Linked DNA regions of Homo sapiens: all the other regions are linked to region 2. Evidence: chromatin contacts called from ENCODE Hi-C or POLR2A ChIA-PET data. All regions are on one chromosome and are shown on one strand. The core of a region is the stretch at or near the end of the contact, and the rest is flanking DNA. Distances in the headings are between cores, read along the strand shown.

Region 1 (4,386 bases), core at 1,431-3,930, 170 kb after region 2:
AGGACAGGGTTTATGAAACAACTGTGGGGATGTTTGTTTTTACTTGTTCTTGTAATGTTTGATCTTCTTTTCCAATGACCCATCTTAAAAACTTAACACAGCCTAATGTTTTAGAAACCTAAAACATTAGGTAACACAGATATAAATTAAAATTGTTTCTATAAAAATAAATAAATAAATAAATAAATAAATATCCAGTCAACGAAGAAATGGAAATTGGTGGAAAGATAAGTTGGTTCATTTCTATTCCACATCCTTGGACACAAGCACGGCCAGTCTTGGGATTATCGTGAGAAAGACATGGGATGTAGGGGAATGGGGGTGGAGAAAGTTCTAGGATCTTAATGTATCCTTGGTCTTTCTGTTTCTAGAGGCTGAATAGATTATCAATGGAGATAGCTACTGGAGTACAACGTTTCCAAAGGACAGATGCGGTGTCTTTGAAAGCTTTATATTCCTAGCACTTACCACGATGCCTGGAACTTTATTTATTCTTTCTATAAGTATTAGAATAGCTCTATCTGCAAGGTATTGAGCTCGTTAATGTGAATAAAGTGATGAGTAAGAGAGACATAATCCCCGTCTTCATGAATCATGCATTATGGTGGAAAGACAGACAGTAAACAATGACACACAACCATTTAATCACAATTGTGACAAGCATGATGAAGTAGAAGTGTAGGTCACTCTGACAGTATATGTTAGGACCTGAACTACTGGGGGTTTAGGAAGTGATGCTTGCATGGAAGTATGAAGTATAGTATAAGTAGTAACAGTTAGCTAGGTAAAATTGGAGGCCAAGGCCAGGAGAACATTTCAGACAGAGTGAAGGGTCTGCAACGTAATGGCTTTTTTTGTTGTTTGTTTTTCCCCTCTTAAAATGTTTCATTTTGCTATCCATTACTCATAAATGTTTTGTTTCTGTTTATTTTGAATAAGGTTGGGCCCTGTCATTTTCTATCTGTAGAGACATAAGGATAGGGGTAGCCTGAGCCAGTCCAGATGATCTGAGACAAGGAGGGCAACACATGACATGCTCTTAGATGGAACTGGCAAAAAGTCACAAGACTCATTCACCAAAAGTTGTTTTGTACGGTATGTGTGAAAATCTACCCATGCTTTCTGCAGATTCATGTAAAGCTTCACAGCTTCACCTTGCATGTGGCTGTTAAATGGAGAAAACTGCCTTCTAGAACATGCAAACTGACTCTGACCTATACTTGGTCATCCTCCACACAATGCCTCCACATTAATTCAGCGTAAACATCATTAATGCCTCCACATTAATTCCATGTTAAAATCTGGCTCAATAGCCTATGTTTGTACCAAGTTCACAAAATTCTCATGACAGGCACTGAAGGCCGTTAGAATCTCAGTGGGATGGTCATCACCGGTCATGGGCTGCTCAACAATCTCCTGAGACTGAACACACGCAGCAACATGTGGGTCAACCATGTCTTTACTCTCCTGCATTTATCCAAATGTGTGTCAGCCTGCCATGAGGGCCCCTCACTCGAAATCCACCTAGAATTCCTCCTTAGGAACTGACTTCTGAGCTATGCACAGAGATTGTCTTTGCTCAGAGGATAGTCTCCTTTGATCTGTTTTTCACTTTTCTCTTTTTCTTCCCTTCCTTGAGTATGCCCTTCCTCTTTCCTTTTCTCCTTTCCTCCTCTCTAACCTTCTTCCCTCCCTAACCTTTTTCAACACATTTTACCTAACTACTAAGTGCCAAGCACTGGGGATAGAAGATAAATAAAAAGCTATAGTAGAATATGTGACTACTGGGGTGGCTGAGGTGGGAGAATCATTTGAGACCAGGAGTTTAAGGATGCAGTGAGCTATGATGGTACCCATGAATAGCCACTGCACTCCAGCCTGGGTGACAGAGCCAGACCCCATCTCAAAAAAATAAAAAGAAAGAAAAAAAAGAGCATATGTGAGTAACAGATCTATAAACAAGGAAACCAAAAAATGTATTATCCCCTTTCTTTGCTCTTCAGCTCTTTATACTGATTCAAACCCAAGGGGCTTGCATAAGCCAGGCCAGCACTGGAAAAGATGCATACCAACTAGCTTTTTAACTCCTGCAGGTGGTTTGCCAAGAGACATGCCAGAGACAAACAGGGTATAAAACCAAGCATGGGACTGCCCTGGGATGAAGATATGAAAACAGAAATAAACAGGTACCTTTACTTTCACAATCTAAATTTAAAGATGGAATAGATTCAGATAGTTTTTTTGATAAATTCCTTGCTGTATAAACTCTTGCAACTTGCTATTCAAAAGCTAAGAACCAAATAGATTTGTAAAGAGATACTTGAATAAACTTCTATATATTCAATATTTTCATTCATTATTTTTTAAATTGACATTTTTCTGAAGAGAAAGTCCACAGCTCTTTTCCAATCTTCAGTGGGATTTGTAATCCCTCCAAATATTTAACCACTACTCCAACAATGCATTAGCTGCTATGATTATAGAAAGAAAAGCAGAAAACATATGTTGTAAAGAAAGTAGTTACCAGAATTACACTAGAAAAAAAATGGCAAGAACATGAATGAGTCAGCATGAGGGTATAACAGGCTAAGGGCATCAACTTCGAAGAGAAAATGAAATTATTTGGGTTGCCCTGGTAACACCAAGATAAAATGCGGAAATGAAAATGCGAGGTTTAACGCTAAGAAAACCTTCTTCAGCACTAGGGTCTCTCACATCACGGAATGAGCTTTACTATGGCAACACGCAAAAAGCATGTAAACGGATTAAATACAGAAAATATCCAAGGGAGTGAAAGCATGGTATTAATAATAAGAACTAAGCTGATATAATAACTATTCTGGACCTTTCTTTTCTTTGACTCACAGAATTAAATAAGGGGAATGGGAAAGGGTTTGCAGGGATCAAATGAGATTTTCTTCAGTGATATATAATCTTAAATAATTAAAAAAGTTAAACATTATGGATTATTTCCACCCACTCACTTTTCTGCAAATGACATAGAATCTCCACTCAAATATCTGGTTTTATTATAGGAAAAGGCAAAAGAAAAAAGAAACAAACATAAGAAATAGAAACATCCTCCTAGGTTACATTTTCCATGTCCAATCTCTACTTTTTTGGAGGAGATCTGTCATTGGTTATTAAGGCAATAAATGACTCCTCTCAAGGGCAGACAATCATATTAATATAGTACTAGAATATAAAAATAATACTTCAGAATCATAGTGGTTGGGAGCATGGCACTGAAGTCAGGGTGCCTGAGTCTGTATCCCGGCTCTGTCACTTGTAAGCTGGGTGACCACAAGAAACTTACTTAATCCTTCTGTTTTCTCATCTTGAGAATGGGGAAAAGAACAGTATCTTGCTTCACAGGATTGCTGGGGAAGCATGTAAGAGTGGCAAACACTAATCATGGTACTGGGCAGGAATTAGCACTCAATAGATGACAGCTACTAATATTAGCAATAGAGATGACAATCAAATTTGATAGCTATGATAATGACTTTATGATTTTTAAACATGTTATTTTGGTAAGAGCACAATATAAGATCTACCCGCTTAAAATTTTAAGCATACCATACAGTTTGGGTAACTATAGGTACAATGTTGTACAGCAGATCTTTAAAGCTTACTCATGTTGCAAACAGAAACTTTATGCCCATTGATTAGTATTAACAGCTCGCCATTTCCCCTCCCCCCAGCCCCTGGCAACCACCAGTGTTCTCTTTGATTTTATTAATTTGACTACTTTAGATACTTCACATATGGAATCACATATCTTTCTGTGACTGGCTTATTTCACTTATCAGAACGTCCTCATTCATCCATGTTGTCACATATTGCAGAATTTCCTGTTTTTTAAAGGCTGAGTAGTATTCCATTGTGTGTATATACTACATTTTCTTTTTCTATTCATCTGTCAATGGACATTTTGGTTATTTTTACATCTTGGTTATTGTGAATAATGAAGTTTACTTTTGAGAATAAGAATTTATCGGTGTTTGGAGACTTCTGTCCTAATTTGAGGTACCACACTAAAATAGAATTATTTATAAAAACAGAAGAAACAAAAAAATTGTGTTGGTTAAATAGGAAATAAAAGGTATATAATTGACATATAATGTTATCATGCTTACTAACTGCCAGACATTAAACATGTTATCTGTTGAACCTCCATATTAAATCCACGAGGTAGGTATTATCTTTTCTGTACAGAAGAGGAAACACACAAAGAGAGATTAAATAATTTCTCCAAGATTGGAAAGCCTGTGAAGGGCATAGCAAAAATTCCACCTCAGGGCTTTCAGATTCCAATGTCCAAGCTCATTTCATTTAAAGAGGGAAATTATTTTAGTCTCTAACAATCTCCTTTACGGGAAATTC
Region 2 (4,698 bases), core at 726-3,225:
GTTCATGTCTATCTAGGAAGGATAAGTTTAATTGTTCAGTTTTCATAGTGCATTTTGGCTACTTAATGCCATGTACTTATTGATTACATGTTTTGTACTCAAGCTGGTAAATTTGTACCACCCTGGTAAATTTTCCTTTCAAAGCAAACTTAATTATGTAGTAAATATGTTTTATGATAAAATTTTCAGCATCAGAATGCTATAGTCAGCATCCCACGTCATGAATGTAAATTCTACACCTAACCCTGACTCCTTAGATGGCTTGGCTACCCGATAAAGTGAAAGCGCGCAGTGTATGTGATACTGTGCTACACAGATTCACTTTTCCTCTGTGCTACAGGGAGAGATCTTCTTTGGCAGAGTCTCACTTTCCTCCCCTCTAGTCATATGCTCACATCCCTTCCTCGGAAATAAAAATTAAGAAGATGCTACTGGCTTTAACAGGGCTCAAACATTTAATTTGAGGCCATATAATGATCCCATCAAACTGATTATTCTCAGCCATCCCACTCCCCTTAGTGTCCTCCCCAAGACTAGAGTTTCACCAGGTAGATAAACAGGCGGTAAAACAAGGCTAGGCTTTCACTGGGGGGAGAAGTCAATCTGAGTTATTCTGGAGAAAGATTGGACCTGCCAGGGAAATAAAGATGCAAAACGTCTGTAGCATAAAACCAACCCTAGTGTTTTATTCTCCTATGAACATTTGAGATGGAACACGATGTGGAAGTGAAAGTATAATCTACCTGGTGAATTTGAGAAAAGTCACTCTCAATTTTACTTTGATGACAAATGGAATTAATAAAGATGCCTGGCTCATATGTTAAAGTACCTTCTGTCTCAGCGAGGAGGCCTGGCTCAGAAACCACAGTGGAGTTAACAAGCCAGACACCAGACTAAACATCTCAGAACTCGCTGCTGTGCCTCATTCCTGGTCCCTACCTTTCCGGTGTGTGCCTGCATCATTAATTCCCTCTGTTTGGCATGGCCTGGCTTTCCCAAAACAGAAACCAAGGAACCGGGGTCCTCTGTTTCAGCAGCTGAAGAGCTGATTTCTGAGCATGGACACTAAGATTCTTTTCTCCTGTCCACCTTACACTTCACCCACAACTCATCTTCTTCCTCTTCCCTACGTCCCAACCCCTTACCCTCCCACCACCCTGCCTCCCAGGACATTTATGTGTATGACCCCAGACCAGTAAGGGAGGAACAAAGAGCTGCTGCTTCAGGCAGCAGCAGCTGGAGGAGAGGGTGGAGAGGGCAGCTGGGGACTCCAGGAAGACTCCCCGAGCACTGGCAGCTCCAGCGCAGCCCGGGGCAGTCCAGCCTGGAAAGCGCCCTAGTGGAGTCCTCGCAGGCGGCTCCGCAGCGCACGCCCAGGGCCTTCCGCCGGCCCGAACCCAGGGCGGCAGCAGCCAGAGTTTGGCAGAGACCCCGGGTGAGAAGCCAGTGGTGGGGGGCGGGCAAGTGAAGCTGCAGCACAGAGCTGGAGATGCAGATCCGACACTAGCAGTGCTCCGTGCCGCAGACTTCCCGACCCGCTCCCTGGACCCAGACCCGACCCCGCGCACCTGGACCAAGCGGCCACCCTGTTCTCTCAGGGCGCTCTCTGGGGACGCGGCTTGGGCGAGCTCCGGAGGCTGGAACCACGGCGACAGGAGACTTCACTCCTCCATCCTGAGACCCGGCAGCACGTTATAGACAGCCGTGCACTTCCTGTTTGAAAACACAGGGGAGAGAAAGAGCTAGAGAGATCCAAGTGTCGGCAGCGGGGAGGAAGGAGTGCAGGGCGGCGGGGAGGCAAGACCAGGGGGTCACCGCTTGCATAACTGCCATGGTGGGCACCCAGCGCTCCCCTGGCCGTGGCGACCCCGCCGCACCGGCTGCCCGCGTGGTGCCGAGGTGGCGCGGCCTCGGCCCGGGCCCCCCCTGCTGGTGGCCTCGCTGCCAGCCACCCGCCCGCCCGCTCGCTCACAGCCCTTCCGTTTGCAGCTGCTGCTCGGGTTCTCCCCTCCCCACAAGTACCTAGATCAATGGACTCCACGCTTCCTCCGCCGGTGCCCAGTGTGATCGGCCTTCTTTTTCTTCCTTTCTTCACCCTCCCAACCCCCACCCCTACCCCCCAGAAAATAATTACCTCGGGGAAGGTGTAAAGACAAGACTGAGCCTTTGCAGGGGAGTAGGGGCTGGATTTATGCAAATTTTTAAAGTTCATAGCCACATCCCAGTATATCCACTACAGCTCAGCAGCTGTGAGAGATTCAAGATGGGAAATTACTTGTCTTGTGCCTCGCTGGCTCAAAAGAGAAAGCGTGCACACAGCTGCCAACACAGAGCAGCCAGGAACTGCAAAACAGTAACAACAACAAAACTACATAGTATCCTCGGTTCCTCCTAGGGTCTCTACTCAGATCAACCTGTCAACCTCATCCTCACAGTCTACCAACATTTATATATACCAATTCCACATGGAGCATAATCGCATGGTGCATTCTTCCAGAAAATGATTCCGTAGTTCTCTGTGCTATGTAATCACAGAGAAGTTCCATAGTCCTGGGATTACATTCATTCATTTTGTTGAACTCTGACTTAAGTGGACTTCAGTACAGTGTTAAAAAGAGTACACAGATGGCTTAAGAATCTGCTGTATGTAGAGTGTGCTGGCTATGGGGATTCGCATTTGTAACCTGCCTGCCCTTACATGCACAGTCTACCAGGTTAAAAAGCGCTTACAGGACTGTCTCTTGACAAACGGCTCCTTTTATTATCAAGCTGTTGGCATTCATGGTTCCATACTCAAAATGGAGAATGTAATACAAACAATAATCATTCTACATATGAAGCTCAGTTTTGACTGAAGCAGAAAGGAACGGATAGATATTAAGCTCCTACTCAGTGCTAGACAACATCTCATTTTAAATCCCTCTTGGCCTTAATATTTTCCAACAGATCTGCAAAAGTCATATTCCCAAGTGAGGAAACAGGGTCAGAGAAATTAAAAAACTGTTCCCATGGCTCTGGCAGAAAGTGGTCAAATGGAGAACTGAATACAGGTCTTTCCTGATTATAAAATCTGTACCATTTCCCCTACACTGCGAATTCCTACAATGATCACAAATTCTTTTTTTTTTTTTTTTTTCTGAGACAGAGTCTCGCTCTGTCGCCCAGGCTGGAGTGCAGTGGCGTGATCTCGGCTCACTGCAACCTCCGCCTCTCGGGTTCAAACGATTCTCCTGCCTCAGCCTCCCGAGAAGCTTAAACTACAGGCACACGCCACCATGCCCAGCTAATTTTTTTGTATTTTTAGTACAGATGAGGTTTCACAATGTTGGCCAGGATGATCTCGATCTCCTGACCTCATGATCCACCCGCCTCAGCCTCCCAAAGTGCTGGGATTACAGGCGTAAACCACCACTCCTGGCCAATGATCATGAATTCTAGGGAGAAAGTCCAGCACAGCAACCATCCTGTGATCCATCCCTTCATCTCTGAATGATCCTGCTACTTACCAGCTATTGCTGTTGTGGTAGGCAGTTTCTTTAACCACCTGAATAATACACACCTTAATTTCTCGGGCAGAGGATACTGGCTTTTTCCATTACCTACTGCTGGCTGTCAGCCTTTCCAGAATTACTTGGTGGCAAAAGTTCAAAAGGTTCTAGAATGGCTACTCATATGCCAAGGTACAAAGTCTGTCCAGTTCAGAACCTAACAAGCTGACTAAAATTCGATTCCTGCATTATTTTTTCTCTAACTGGGGCTCTTTAAGAAAGTGGCAAATGATGTTCACAAAAACACACATGGCTTCAAGTTGACATTCTCTCATTTTCTGTTTCCTTCTGCTATAACACTTAGTTCACAATCACCTGTCAGTAGCATGCTGCTATGAGGCTCCTGACGCAACCAAATGAAAAGGTGATTAAGAGTCTTGTGCACTCACAAAAAAAAGGGGGGGGGTGGTCTTGACAATACTGAGGCCTCCAGACGATGAACTACACCTCACCCACCCTTTTCTCCTCACCTCACAGACTTGAATTGTAGTGCACCCAGATGACCATGGCCTTCAAGTACAAAGGCAGGGGCGGGGAAGAAGACTGCAAGGACCAGTGAGATGCATTCCTGTCCACTAGGCACTCGCAGTCTAAGGAGGGCTTCTTACTAAAAGACTTCTCAAGGGATCTTAGCATCCTTTTAGGGTCTAGCTCTGTTCACCTTTTTCCTTCTCTCAATCCTTTGCTTACCGTGGTCCTGGCAACTCTTCATGTCTTTTCACAAACTTAATACTTCTTCCCAAACAGCTACCACATATTTTCCACAAAGTACTCAGTGTGGGGAGTGGGGATGTGAAGCAGGGCATTTAGCTAGAAACTTCTCTCATTTTAAAAACCCTGTCAATTATTACCATGTTTTTAAGGACACAATTATGTTTTGAAATATCTTTTGGTATCCCTCCTTCATTTTTGTTACTCATTATCTAAGAGCCCAAGGAAAACCTCTGAAGAAAAATATTTAAATTCTTAAGAAAAGGCAAAGGAAAACTTAAACCTGCAGAGCCTTTGTTTTTTATATTTGGGACTCATGCGATTAGACTATCTAACTTCTTAAAATCTCTCTTAGGAAAAATTCAAAGTCATTAATCTAAAAACAGTTAACAGTAGACTATTCCTATTTTGTCCAAGTACTGTACTGAGTGATAATTTA
Region 3 (4,503 bases), core at 912-3,411, 150 kb after region 2:
CTGAAGAGGATTGTTCAGATGACCTTTAGGAAGAATCAATAATAAATCAATATCTCTCTCCCCTCTCTCTTCCTCCCTCTTCTCTCTTCCCCTTCCCCTTCCCCTCTCCCCTCTGTCTGTTCTTTACTCAGATTACCTTTCTTTGACCTGAGCACAGCAGAGATTAAGGTGTAGAAAAAGAAGCTAAGGAGTTTTTTTCAGAACTCCCTACCACACCCCCACTTTTTTTGCAGGTACGTAGATTTTTCAGAGCTTAGGCAAAGAAAGTGCTTGAGACTTATCTGAAGTGTGGCCTAGCTCACCAGGAAACTGATAATGTGGTTTAGGGCCAGAACCTTAGCTTTAATTAAATGTTCTTCTGCCTGATCTTGTCCACTATGTCTGTATAGCTCCTGCAAAGTCTTCTGGGAGACAGATGTAGGTAGCTATCAGAATTAGGGCATTTGGTCCTGGATTCAAGACCTCTCTCAATCTCTGTTTGTCAAGACTCAACTAATCACACTTATGACTATATGAAGATGCCCCAAATGAAGAGAAGGCAGTTTTTTGTTTTGTTTTTCAATTGGGGAGGATCAGAGTAATTGCCCAGAGAAGACATTTTGAGGTCTACAGTTTCTAAAGAGACTAAAAACAATACATTTCTATTTTATCACCATTTTTTTCACAATAAAACTGTAAAATGGAAGTGATGCCTATCCTGCTCATTTTATAAAACTGGGCCTCAGAAAAGCCATGTGTTTCACCTAAACTCATACTAAGAGCATATGAGAGAGCCCATGCTTTCTGTTTGAAGTTTTGGGGAAAGATTTTGTTTTTTCTCTTTAAATTAACTTGATCTAGCTGAAATTATTATTTTTTTTAAATCCAGGTTTTCTATTTCCAGTGAGCATATAAGGTTTCTTACAAGGTAAAATGATGAGATAGTTGATGGCCTATTTATTAGACAAAAGATTTTTGCAGAATTCTAAAAATATAAAATTAAGTGACTACTAACTGATATAATCATGCATACAAGTGTTCTACAAGTGAATATCACTACAACACTGTCTCAGCTTGCATTAAGCATTTTCTGAGTCCAATATCTATCACCTATAACATTTAACATCAACATCCTAAACAGTAAGTTAACATATTGAACTTAAGGTCACATAGCCCCAGCTTTGGATATCAGTGCAAAGAATCTCACCAGCTTTTAAGAACTAAAATAACTTGAGTAGGGAGATGCCAATTCTATTTTAAGATAGCTGACCCTATTACTGCCAGTAGTTCAAACACTTCTTAGGAAACTTAACATTTTGAACTTGTCATTACATGATGAAAAATGTCACTATGTATGTTCAAAAGCCTTTATATAGGGCCGGGCGCGGTGGTTCATGCCTGTAATCCCAGCACTTTGGGAGCCCGAGGGGGGCAGATCACCTGAGGTCAGGAGTTTGAGACCAGCCTGGCCAACATGGTGAAACCCCATCTCTACTAAAAATACAAAAATTAGCTGGGCATGGTGGCTCACGTCTGTAGTCCCAGTTACTCGGGAGGCTGAGGCAGGTGAATTGCTTGAACCCAGGAGGTGGAGGTTGCAGTGAGCCAAGATTGAGCCACTGCACTCCAGCCTGGGCGACAGTGAGACTCTGTATCAAAAAAAAAAAAAAAAAGTCTTTATACTTTTATTAGAAACAGGAAGTGCTATTATAACAAAAAAGCTGGGCATGGGCTGGGCTCCCAGCACTTTGGGAGGCTGAGGCGGGTGGATCACTTGAGGTCAGAAGTTTGAGACCATTCTGGCCAACATGGTGAAAGCCCGTCTCTACTAAAAATACAAAAATTAGCTGGGTGTGGTGGTGCATGGATGTAATCTCAACTACTAGGGAAGCTGAGGCAGGAGAACCACTTGAACCCGGGAAGTGGAGTTGCAGTGAGATCATGCCAATGCACACATTCCAGCCTGGGTGACAGAGTGAGACTCCATCTCAAAAAAAAAAAAAAAAAAAAAAGAAGCTGGGCATGGTGTCACGCACCTGTAATCCCAGCTACTCAGGAAGCTGAGGCAGGAAGATCACTAGAGCCCAGGAGTTTCAAAGCAGCCTGCGCAACAGAGTGAGAACTCGTCTCCAAAATAACAAAACAAACGAAACAAAATGAAGCAGAGCTGAAAGTCCTTGTTTGCTAGAAACCCCCAAGTGGACATCTGTAGAATGTTACCATGCCCCACAAGTCTTATCTTCTGTAATACACCATATCACTTTTTTCTCCCTGGAATATAATTTATTCCTGTATTCCTATAACCACCCTGTATACAGTCCACATAAAATTGGAATTCAGTCCACATAAAATTGTCAAGGTGATAGATGACAAGAAGTAAAATTCTAGGGAAGATCAAAAGTGTCAGTTCAAATAAACCACCATAAAAAGAAGGTCCCAACTAAGGCATATTTTTGATACTAGATGTAACAGAGGTTTTGAAATAGTGTTTCTTTCACACCATTCACTACCATCCCCACAGAGATGACAAAGGTTGCTCTTTACAATTATTTTCACTATCTAAATAATTTTTGTTTTATATTCCCCAAAGACCCTAGTAGAACGGAGATGTAAGGTGGGTACATGGAAACTTTATACAACTGGGCCGGTGCAGTAGCTCACACCTGTAATCCCAGCACTTTGGAAGGCTGAGGTGGGTGGATCACTCTAGGCCAGGAGTTCAAGACCAACCTGGCCAAAATGGTTAAACTCTGTCTCCACTAAAAATACAAAAATTAGCTGGGTGTGGTGGTGCATGCTTGTAAACCCAGCTACTCAGGTGGCTGAGGTATGAGAATTGCTTGAACTGGGAGGCAGAGGTTGCAGTGAGCCGAGACCGCGCCTCTGCACTCCAGCCTGGGTGACAGAGTGAGACTCTGTCTCAAAAAAAAAAAAAAAAAAAAAAAAAAAAAGGAAGAAAAGATAAAAGAAAAGGAACATATCTGAGATGAGGTCTTGATTTTAAGCCTTCACTTCTATCTGTGATTTCATCAGTATTCTGATGTAATCAGTATTACTGATTCTAAGTAAGAATTTCTGGGCTTCTATCTATAAAATTCAAATTTGGCCAAAGAAAAAGATCTACTAGAAATCCCAGACAGTATACAGCAGATGACTGCATGGGGGGAGTAGAAGCAAGAATTCAGGGCACATTGTCAAAATGAAGTCTTCTGATATCATTCTGGAATCTATAATTCTGATTGCCTGTACTTTCCAGTGAACTGCCTATGAGCATTTTCACCTGAAGGTCATTTGTCATGGAGCTGACATTGATGGCTCTAAATCAGAGAAGTAGAAATTAATTTCAGTATGCCCTAAAAATCAAAGCGGGGATCAGCTCTAACCAAAAAACTCACATGTCCTAACCTTTTTGATAGTGTGACCCTGCTGGCCACTTCGCTCCTAGTGATTGGGTTAAATCTTCCAGGATTTTTTTGTAGGTGGCTTTGTCATTGAAATAATTCTTTTTTCCCCTCCAAATTCAGAAAGCAGGAAATGTCTTTTCTATGTCACAATCACAAGGCAGGTCCCCTAGGGCTTCCAGGGGGCTTGCATCTTCCAGTTCCTGTTTCTGGTTTCTAACTGCTAATTCTATATTTGGTAACGGTCTGCCCATGGGCTGTTTTGGATTTGGTCATAATAAGATAACCTGGAGTCACTGAGCAGAGATCTAAAGCAATCTTATTTTTCCAGGAAGCAACGTGTTGACCTTTCAGGATATGGTCTATTTTGTTGAATGTGTTGAGTTTTTGAATAGTGTTGTTTATAGCACAAAGTTGGGTGTTTACACTATTGGTCCTTGAGGGTGTATGACTGTACAGGAATAGGACAGACACATATACTCCTACACTCTCCTGGCTTATAGTGAGTTTATATTTGTTCTTATGTGGATTGATGTAATCTAAGGAATGCTCTTTATACATGCTCTTATTTCATGGCAGCCTTGAAAAGAGCTACTTGCTCAGAAATGAATAAATATTTGTCAGACAAGTAAGGCAAAAGTGCTGGTTCTAATCCTTTTACATAAGTGCAAGAAAGAATCAACATCCCCTTGATAGAAAATAATCTCCTTAATCCCCCAGTATTTTCCAAGCTGAGTAGTGTTGAACCTATATGAATACAATCTTTTAGGAGTAAACAGATATCAACTGTTAACTTGACATGAAAAAAGCAACTTACAAAATAGTTACTCTAAAAGCTGTTGGATTACTATTTTATCATCAAAGAGTGTTCTTCTAACTTCACCTTAGATTTTGCCTTGTCATGTATTCCAATATAGGAGTTAACTTGCTTTGTAAATAAGATCAGAAAGAATGATACACTTTCAATTTACAAGTGGAAAATCAAGACATAAAAATATATTTTAACAATTTTAACATCGCCTTGGGAATGAGAAAGGAACTTGAGCTTCACAGAGAATCCTTTGTTTATAAAGTTATCAGTCATTAAGCCATTTTTAGTGGATTATCATAGCAGAGCTAAAAT

The links. A loop is a pair of places that touch in the nucleus more often than their neighbours do. ChIA-PET counts read pairs that join two places held with the same protein, here RNA polymerase II (POLR2A). Pooled maps may share reads with other maps.
Region 1: a pooled map shows a loop between it and region 2 (2.9-fold over the local background). The contact joins two enhancer-like sites. A Hi-C loop is called at or near these places in 2 of 50 pooled maps. POLR2A ChIA-PET finds 5 or more read pairs at or near these places in 3 of 52 experiments (GM12878, activated CD4-positive, alpha-beta T cell and activated T-cell).
Region 3: a loop to region 2 is called in a pooled map, with 2.5 times the contacts of the local background. The contact joins two enhancer-like sites. A Hi-C loop is called at or near these places in 3 of 50 pooled maps. POLR2A ChIA-PET finds 5 or more read pairs at or near these places in 4 of 52 experiments (GM12878, activated CD4-positive, alpha-beta T cell, activated T-cell and 1 more).

Annotation. Positions count from the first base shown.
Region 1 is chr1:89,668,590-89,672,975 of GRCh38, reverse strand. All of the region lies in intron 1 of LRRC8C (leucine rich repeat containing 8 VRAC subunit C), which reads right to left. Among named protein-coding and RNA genes, the nearest start is that of LRRC8C, 38 kb to the right of the region's middle. Within about 2 kb of position 2,680, at least 4 of the 41 ENCODE cell types and tissues checked have a DNase peak (open chromatin) inside an H3K27ac peak, as active enhancers do.
Region 2 is chr1:89,840,653-89,845,350 of GRCh38, reverse strand. It overlaps LRRC8D (leucine rich repeat containing 8 VRAC subunit D), which reads right to left. Exons shown (of 3, transcript NM_001134479.2): 2 at 1,569-1,713. Among named protein-coding and RNA genes, the nearest start is that of LRRC8D-DT, 21 kb to the right of the region's middle. RefSeq lists silencers at 1,744-1,963, 2,487-2,781. Within about 2 kb of position 1,975, at least 37 of the 41 ENCODE cell types and tissues checked have a DNase peak (open chromatin) inside an H3K27ac peak, as active enhancers do; they include GM12878, where a contact is called at or near this core.
Region 3 is chr1:89,692,074-89,696,576 of GRCh38, reverse strand. The region is part of intron 2 of LRRC8C (leucine rich repeat containing 8 VRAC subunit C); the gene reads right to left. Among named protein-coding and RNA genes, the nearest start is that of LRRC8C, 61 kb to the right of the region's middle. Within about 2 kb of position 2,161, at least 9 of the 41 ENCODE cell types and tissues checked have a DNase peak (open chromatin) inside an H3K27ac peak, as active enhancers do; they include GM12878, where a contact is called at or near this core.